3 separate regions of the Homo sapiens genome follow, and all the other regions are linked to region 2. A link is a contact called in ENCODE Hi-C or POLR2A ChIA-PET data. All regions are on one chromosome and are shown on one strand. Each heading gives the region's core, a stretch centred on a gene start or an enhancer-like site at or near the end of the contact. The rest is flanking DNA. Distances are from core to core; before and after follow the strand shown.

Region 1 (2,700 bases), core at 51-2,550, 420 kb before region 2:
CTGCGCTCCGGCCTGGGCAACAAGAGCAAAACTCAGTCTCAAAAAAAAAAAAAAGAATAAAAATAAAAATAAAAAATCAACATTAGGAGAAAAAAAAAACATGCAAGAGGAAAGCCAGGATTACCTTTCTATTCTCTAAAATAACTATTTTACAACATTGTTGTTATGTGAACAGGTAAGACGGAATGCAGTCAAAACTGTAGGAAAAAACAGTGTTCTTGAGGTGACTCAGGTAGTTAATTAGCAGAGAAAATATTATGTTATTTTAATGGATTTTGTGGTGTTTGTGGTATTTGTCAGCTTTTTAAAAATTTGTCAATACTCATTTCATACCTAAGCTTGTACTTGTAATTTTGTACTCTTTTCCTTAAGGAGCCTCTCTGAAATTGGGTAAGCCGTGACACCCACAACAGCTGAATTTTCCCCCAGGAGAGAGTTTACACCCACTTCAGTGAGAACACTTTTTTGTTAGTGTTTTAGCTGAACACTGACTGGCCATGTTGAGTGACACTTTCTGGGCAATGTCATTAATCGGCCCCCAGAAGCAGGAACTCCAGCATCCGTGGAGAATCAGTTGATGCACAGGTCCGGGTGCCTTGCACAAGGATTAGTGATTCATCTCCAGGGGGTAATGAAAGTGAATGTGGTGTTTCCTTTTGATTCCTTGCAGCTCTCTTTCCAAATATCATGAATGTGCAGTTACTTCCTAACGGTAACTGAAAGGTCAAGAAAAGAGCTTTCACTTTTGGCCTTTCTGGCCTCAAAACCTCAGTTGGCTACAGTCTAGTTGCATTGGGTGCACTGACTGTGGTCTGGGAAAGTCACTGTCTTATCTCCCACATGCCCCTTTCATGCTTCTCTGCTCCACCACATGAGATGTTGAATGGAGTAAGGCAGTTCCATTTCTAAACCCAGCAAAGGAAATAGGCTGAATTTTAAAGATGATCTTGGCTAGTGTAATCCCCTTCCCTTGGAAATGAAGCTGGAGGGGGTGGGGAGGAGTTGAGGATGGGTCAAAGGTGAAGAGAAGGATGGAGCCTGCTTGTGGACCATGACATGTCATTCCTCACTGCTGTGACCGAGTACAAGACACAGAATCTCTCATGTGAACCTTTGTGATACTTAAGAGTTCCCCAGACAAGGCTTGCCCCTACCCCCAGCCCAGTCTCCACAGAAGGGCCAGAGCTGTTTATAATAAGATCATATCACACTTCTGCTTAAAATCCTCCAGTGGCTGCCCATGGCCATGACAACAAAAGGCACACTCTATACTGCGGCCTAGGAGACCTCCCACAGTGTGGCCACTGCTTCTGCTTCTGCTAACCACACATCCCCCACAACCCAGTCCCAGGCCAGTCTGCGCTTTAGCCTCTCTCCCTCCCTCCCTCCCCCTTTTGTCTGCCTAACTTTCTCCCTTCCTCTCTCCCTCCCTTCCTTCTTTCCTTCCCTCCCTCCCCCTTTTGTCTCTCTGCCTTTCTCCCTTCCCTCTCCTCCCCACCCCTCCTCTTCCATCTTTTTCTTTATAACAGCTTTATTGAGGTATCATTCACATACCATACAATATCACCCATGTAAAGTATGCAATTCAATGATTTTTAGTATATTTACAGAGTTGTGCAACCAGCACAATAAATTTTAGAACATTTTCATCACTGAAAAGAAACTCTGTACCCATTAACATCCTTCTTATTTACCCAACACTCCTCAACCCCAAGCCCTAGGCTACCACTAATCTATTTTCTATCTTTATAGATTTGCTTATTCGTATATTCCTTCTAAATGCAATACCATATACAGGCTTTTGTGCCTGGCTTCTCTTACTTAGCATAGTATTTCTGAGGCTCATTCATATTGTAGCATATATCCGAATTTTATTCATTTGGCTGAATGATATTCCATTGTATTGGTATTCCACACTTTATTTATCCATTTATCAATTGATGGACATTTGGATTTTTTCCATGTTTTGGCTATTATGAATGATGTTGCGTGAACACTTGTGTGTAAGTTTTTGTGTAGACATGTCTTCAATTCTCTTAGGTAAACACCTAGGATAAGAACTGCTGGATCCTGTGATAACTCTATGGTTAACATTTTGAGGACAGACAGACTCTTTTCCAGGGTGGTTAAACCATTTTATATTCCCACTAGCAATACAGAGTATCAGGGTTCCAACTTCTCTACACCCTCATCAACAATTATTATTTGTCTTTTTAAAAATAGTCATTCTAGCGGGTGTGAAATGGTATCTCCTTGTGGTTTTTATTTGAATTTCCCTCGTTATACATCTTTTGTTGTGCTTATTGGACATTTTGTGTATCTTTCTCGAAATATTTGTTCAGATCCTTAATCCATTTTTTTTCTTCTTTTTTTTGAGACAGAGTCTTGCTCTGTTGCCAGGCTAGAGTGCAGCAGCACGATCTTGGCTCACTGCAACCTCTGCTTCCCGGGTTCAAGTGGTTCTCCTGCCTCAGCCTCCCAAGTAGCTGAGACTACAGCTGCCCACTACCACGCCCAGTTAATTTTTGTATTTTAAGTAGAGGTGGGGTTTCACCATGTTGGCCAAGCTGGTCTTGAACTCTTGACCTCAAGTGATCCACCTGGCTCGGCCTCCCAAAGTGCATGGATTACAGGCATGAGCCACCGCGCCTGGCCTATTGACCCATTTTTAAATCGGGTTGTTTTCTTTTTGTCGTTGAG
Region 2 (2,700 bases), core at 29-2,528:
GAATGTTCTAGGAGATTTTTCCTCCCACTCTCCTGAGAAGCACCATGCTAAATGCTATGGTTTTATGTGTACATTTTTACTTAATGGTTATAAATTCATCAAACCTGAAGAAACGAGGCCCTGAACCAAATCTTCTAGCCAATAGATTTATTTCTTGTGAGCAATTAAATCATCCCTGTTCTCACTTCCTCTTTATTTCAACCTTAATCAGAGTCTACTGTTGGACCCAGCACAATCAACTACACATTACCATGCCAAGAAATCACTTCTGAGGATTCCAGGGATGTTGTTTGTTTTTTTAAGACTGGGGAGATCACTGAAACTGAATTTATTTCTACAGCTTAGGAAAAAAAAATTTTTGAAAGGACAGTGCATTTAAGGTCTGTAAACACAAGGGAAAACATGAATCTCTCCAGCTGAACCTAGGGCTGAGAACAGAAATGGAGGCTCAAAGTGACTCGTTGCTCAGGCACAGAAGGAAAAAGGGGAATGTAATTCTCACTGTGTACTGAGGTACTTTGAGGAATCTCATCTCTCTGTTCAAAAAGTGGATAGTCTCTTTTAGAGTAACTCACTTGAAACCTTTAAAGTCACCTATGTGACTTTGGTAACCTATAACACAGGTAGATTTTTCTATAGCAGGCATATTTTTAAAATGTGACAGCAGGGGTGGTGGCTCACACCTGTAATCTCAGCACTTTGGGAGGCCAAGTGGGCAGATCACCTGAGGTCAGGAGTTCAAGACCAGCCTAGCCAACATGGTGAAACCCTGTCTCTACTAAAAATACAAAAATTAGTTGGGAATGGTGGAGGGCGCCTGTAGTCCCAGCTACTTGGGAGGCTGAGGCAGGAGAATCACTTGAACCGAGGAGGCAGAAGTTGCAATGAGCCAAGATTGCACCACTGCACTCCAACCTGGGCAACAGAGGGAGACTCTGTCTCAAAAAAAAAAAAAAAAAGAAAGAAAGAAAGAAAAAAGAAAGGGAAGAAAAGAAAAAGAAAGAAAGAAAAAAGAGAATAACCTTCCTAGATAATTGTGTACTGGCTTTTGCGGCAGGGTTCGTGGTGGGAGGGAACCCTGACCTGATTCACACCATTTAGCAATTTCTGTGGTTGAAACATTCTCACCACGGCCAGTTTCAAACTCTCAGGTCATTTTTCATCAGGAAGTCAGACTCAGACTCTGAGTCAAAAGTAGAACGGTTTGGACAAGGTCTTGCCTCCACTTTCACAGCCCCACTTCTCTCACCTCAAGTCATTGGTTCCCAAACCTGGCTGTGGGTCAGAATCACCAGGGAGCACTTACTCAAAATGTGCAATCTTAGAGTCCTGCCCAGAATACACTGAATCAGAATCTCCAACAGGGCGTCCGGACAGAAATCTGCATTCCTTTAAAAAGCATCGTTGGTGACTCTGATTCAGCCTTTTGGCCTCTTGGCTCAGCATTTGAAAACCACTGCTTATAGCAGTCTTGTCTCTAGCATAAGCTCTCTTTAAAAAAAAATTAATTAGCTGAGCATGATGGTATGCACTTGTAGTCCCAGCAACTCAGGAGGCTCAGGCAGGAGGACCACTTGTGCCCAGGAGTTTGAGGCTGCAGTGAGCCATGATCACACCACTGCACTACACAACCAGGGTGGCAGACTGAGACCCTAAGTAAAAAAAAAAAAAAAAAAAAAAAAAAAAAAAAAAATCCTCACTTTAGAAGAATACACTGTTTGAAACAGGTGTTTAAAGAAATGCCTGTAGAACAGAATTAACTCCTTTTAGGAAACAACCAGTTAATTCCTTTACAATAAATTTATTGACTTTTATGCCAAGACACATATTTTAAACTATTACATAGTCTTTCTCCATATTAAAAGGAAAATCAGAAAATGGAAAAGAAAGCAGAATTCATTCTCTGTCAAAGTAAACAACCTCTTGAAAGATTGGCATGCCCTTCCTTCCTCCCTGATGGGCCAAAATAAATGTAGTCAATTGCCCTTTAGCACAGAGTGAATAAAAATAAACTTGGTCTCTCTGCCCTAAAACCCAAACCAAGCATTTACCAAGATAGCATCTGGTTTCATGGCTACCTACCCAAATGAACCAGCTATCTTTGTAAAGAAAGGGTTATATCATCCAGATCTTTTTTTTTTTTTCCTTCTTTCTGGCTTAGGTGAAAACTACTCAGCTGTTGGAGATGCAGGTGCTTTGGGTGGATGACTCTCTTGCCTCAGTCTCTATTGCCATTCTTCACATTCTACTCAAATAGCCCCTTCTCATGATGCTCTCAGGAAGAGTCTCTGCATTTCCGTTTGCACTGATCTCTCTTAAACAGTTATTTCATTTTACCTCCTGTATAGTGATGCTTCCATTTCAGTCTATCTTTCAAGTACAATTTTTACACTAATTAAATCCAGAATACCTTACCACAATTACACATGTAAGAAAACATAAGCACCTTTCATTTGTTTATTCTCGTGCCTGTGAACCAGTCCATTCCTTCCCAAAGGTTATTGAGGTCTCTTCAAATAGTAACTTGTGGGCTTTTTCTTTCAAATTGTAGGTTTGGCAAAGTCACGTGAGTTCATTTTATACCATATAAACAACATAGACATCCTTGTTTTATATTGAAAGCAACTGTGAATGATTCCAGCATAGAATCAATATGAAGTAACTGTTTGTGGAAACCACACTTTAAATAGAACAGTAACT
Region 3 (2,700 bases), core at 169-2,668, 500 kb after region 2:
TCTATATAAGCATGAATTGGAGTAAGGTTGCTGTGTTACCCTTTTATATGCAAAGAAATTGAGTTATGGTGGTTAAGTGATTTCATGAAAAATGAACAGTGATGGAAATGCGATGGATTAGTGGTTCTGAGCCCTCATCTTCAAGGGTCTGTTTACCAGACTCTCCCATTTATCAAAGTATTTTGGTTTCTGATGCAGGAAAGGTGAAATAATAAACACTGAACAAAGAAAACCAGTTTCCCCCTGATGTTTCCATAAAAATTAAAAGGAAAACAAACACATTTAGGCTTTTTATGTTTGAAATGGTGTAACTGCTTGTTCTTTTAGCTCCTGTGGATTCAGTCGAAAACTTCATGTTTTACTTAGATCATTTATTTTTTGAAGTCAGTTTTTTTTGATAACATTTATAACAGTTGACATACTTTGGCATATGTTAGTATCGTATGAAACATTAGAAATTAAAGAGTAGATATGGTTTTTAATAAACTTAGAATAGCCTGTTTTGTTTTGTTTTATATCTGAAAAGCAGTTCTGATTTTGAATTGTTGGGCAACTGTAGTTTTAAGTCGACAAAATGTATAAAGAAGGAATAATTTGTAGCTTATCCCCACCTTCCCTAACTTTCTTTTGGTCTTTTGATGTATCCCACAGTCCCAAGAAGAAAGGGATTTCAGTGTAGAAATGTAGCTTTTTGTAATCCCAGAACTTTGAGAGGCCCAGGCAGGCATATTACTTGAGATCAGGAGTTCGAGACTAGCCTGGCCAATGTGGTGAAACCCCGTCTCTACTAAAAATACAAAAATTAGCTGGGTGTTGTGGCACGTGCCTGTAGTCCCAGCTACTCAGGAGGCTGAGGCAGGAGAATTGCTTGAACATGGGAAACAGAGGCTGCAGTGAGCTAAGATTGAGCCAGCCTGGGCAAAAGAGCAAGACTCCATCTCAAAAAAAAAAAAAAAAAAGGTAGCTTTTCCACTACTTAATTTTTCTTTCCATAGCTCCACTAAAAACATGCAGATAAAGCACAGTCCATCTCTACTGCCCTTCTTACTGGGGAGGAAGGCAGGGATAGATAATGAAATCGTTTACAAGTCCAGGTATGATTTGCTTGATAACAAAAGTTTCTGAAATCTTAGTCTTTTAGAAGTCTGGGGGTAAGAAAAAAATAAATAAGGATTTTTTTTTGTTGTGTAATCAAGTGGTTTGAAAAAAGTGAGAAATTAACATATGTCTGTTAATGATTTTAGGTTAAATATAGTCTTAGGATCATTAAAGTTTAGAACTAAAGGAATCATTATAAATCATGCAGTAAAGTCTCTTCACTCACTGATGCAACCAAAGCCCGTGAAGACTTGTCGACTTTGCCCACACCACAGAAATGGGAAATTCCAAAACCAGAGCTCCAGCCTGGAGCTTCTAATGCTGGGGTGGAAAGCCTTATAGAGAAAGTGAGCAAAATTTAGAAGACGAAAGTGATCTTAGTTGTTGCACAAAGGTTCAGGTTTACTTGCATCATTGCACTTTTTTCTCCTTTTGTAACAGTGTTGTTACCGCTGTGAGGAAGGAGGCCCCACACACAGATGCATATGAACACAGAATTATATGGCTGTTTTTAAAATGGTGATTTCAGCAAGGTGAATATTCAAACCAGGCAGAAACTTTCAGCAAACAAATAATCTGATGCTACTAATACACGTTAACAAAACTTTCTTCCCCCAAACTGACTCCCCATCAATCCAGTTTTTACTCCACCTCACCAAAAGTCTATGAACCAGACAAGAGGAAGGATTAGAAGTGCCATTCACATAAATAGCATGAGTTTTAGGCTTAATAGTAATCGTGGACGGGCACAGTGGCTCACGCCTGTAACCCCAGCACTTTGGGAGGCCAAGGCTGGTGGATCTCGAGGTCAGATCGAGAACATCCTGGCTAACACGGTGAAACCCCATCTCTACTAAAAATACAAAAAATTAGCCGGGCGTGGTGGCGGGCCCCTGTAGTCCTAGCTACTCGGGAGGCTGAGGCAGGAGAAGGGCGTGAACCTGGGAGGCGGAGCTTCCAGTGAGCAGAGATAGCGCCACTGCAATCCAGCCTGGGTGACAGAGCGAGACTCTTGTCTCAAAAAACAGAAAAAAAAATAGTAATCGCTTGGATTTACTCAAGATTTCCGATATGCCAGCATTATGCTAGGAGCTCTTGCGTGTACCATTTCGTCCCTTTTGTCCTTTAAGATAGATATTATTGTTTTCTTTAACAGATGAGGAGACTAAGACTTAATGGGGTTGAATAACTTGCTCAAGGGCACAGAGCTAACTTGTAGATAAACTGAAGTATGGAACCAAGTTTTCTGATCCTGAGACAGACTGACATTTAATCAGAACATGTTGATGTTGTGCTTTGCTGTGAGCCATGGTTTCACTATTATTTTATTTTTTATTATTAATATTGGTAGAGGTCTGTGAATCTTCTACCCAAGGGACCACAAGGGACAAACTATTTCTGTCTTTAATTTGTTCACTATTTAGAGGGAAAACACAGAGACACCTGCAGTGATAGGAATAGAAATTAATGAGCATTTGTAGAGACCCCAGATTTTTCATGCAGGAAGAGTTCATTGATTGGAAAGCTCTTGTGGTTAGGTAATAGGTGTTTCAAAGGTTGGAAACTGAATTCATTATGTCATATTTGCATTTAGTCCGGTAG

The links. Hi-C counts contacts between places; a loop is a spot of excess contacts on that map. ChIA-PET counts read pairs that join two places held with the same protein, here RNA polymerase II (POLR2A). Pooled maps may share reads with other maps.
Region 1: a loop to region 2 is called in a map with no recorded cell type, with 20 times the contacts of the local background. The contact joins two enhancer-like sites. A Hi-C loop is called at or near these places in 3 of 37 single-sample maps with no recorded cell type and 4 of 50 pooled maps.
Region 3: a loop to region 2 is called in a pooled map, with 2.3 times the contacts of the local background. The contact joins two enhancer-like sites. A Hi-C loop is called at or near these places in 1 of 37 single-sample maps with no recorded cell type and 1 of 50 pooled maps. POLR2A ChIA-PET finds 5 or more read pairs at or near these places in 3 of 52 experiments (GM10248, PC-9 and activated T-cell).

What each region holds. Positions count from the first base shown.
Region 1 is chr12:96,119,476-96,122,175 of GRCh38, reverse strand. No RefSeq gene overlaps it. Among named protein-coding and RNA genes, the nearest start is that of LINC02452, 52 kb to the left of the region's middle. Within about 2 kb of position 1,300, at least 3 of the 41 ENCODE cell types and tissues checked have a DNase peak (open chromatin) inside an H3K27ac peak, as active enhancers do.
Region 2 is chr12:95,699,074-95,701,773 of GRCh38, reverse strand. All of the region lies in intron 5 of NTN4 (netrin 4), which reads left to right. Among named protein-coding and RNA genes, the nearest start is that of NTN4, 90 kb to the left of the region's middle. RefSeq lists enhancers at 1,283-1,332, 1,383-1,452. Within about 2 kb of position 1,278, at least 6 of the 41 ENCODE cell types and tissues checked have a DNase peak (open chromatin) inside an H3K27ac peak, as active enhancers do.
Region 3 is chr12:95,197,874-95,200,573 of GRCh38, reverse strand. All of the region lies in intron 2 of FGD6 (FYVE, RhoGEF and PH domain containing 6), which reads left to right. Among named protein-coding and RNA genes, the nearest start is that of FGD6, 18 kb to the left of the region's middle. RefSeq lists enhancers at 1,687-1,786, 1,442-1,941, 1,942-2,443. Within about 2 kb of position 1,418, at least 4 of the 41 ENCODE cell types and tissues checked have a DNase peak (open chromatin) inside an H3K27ac peak, as active enhancers do.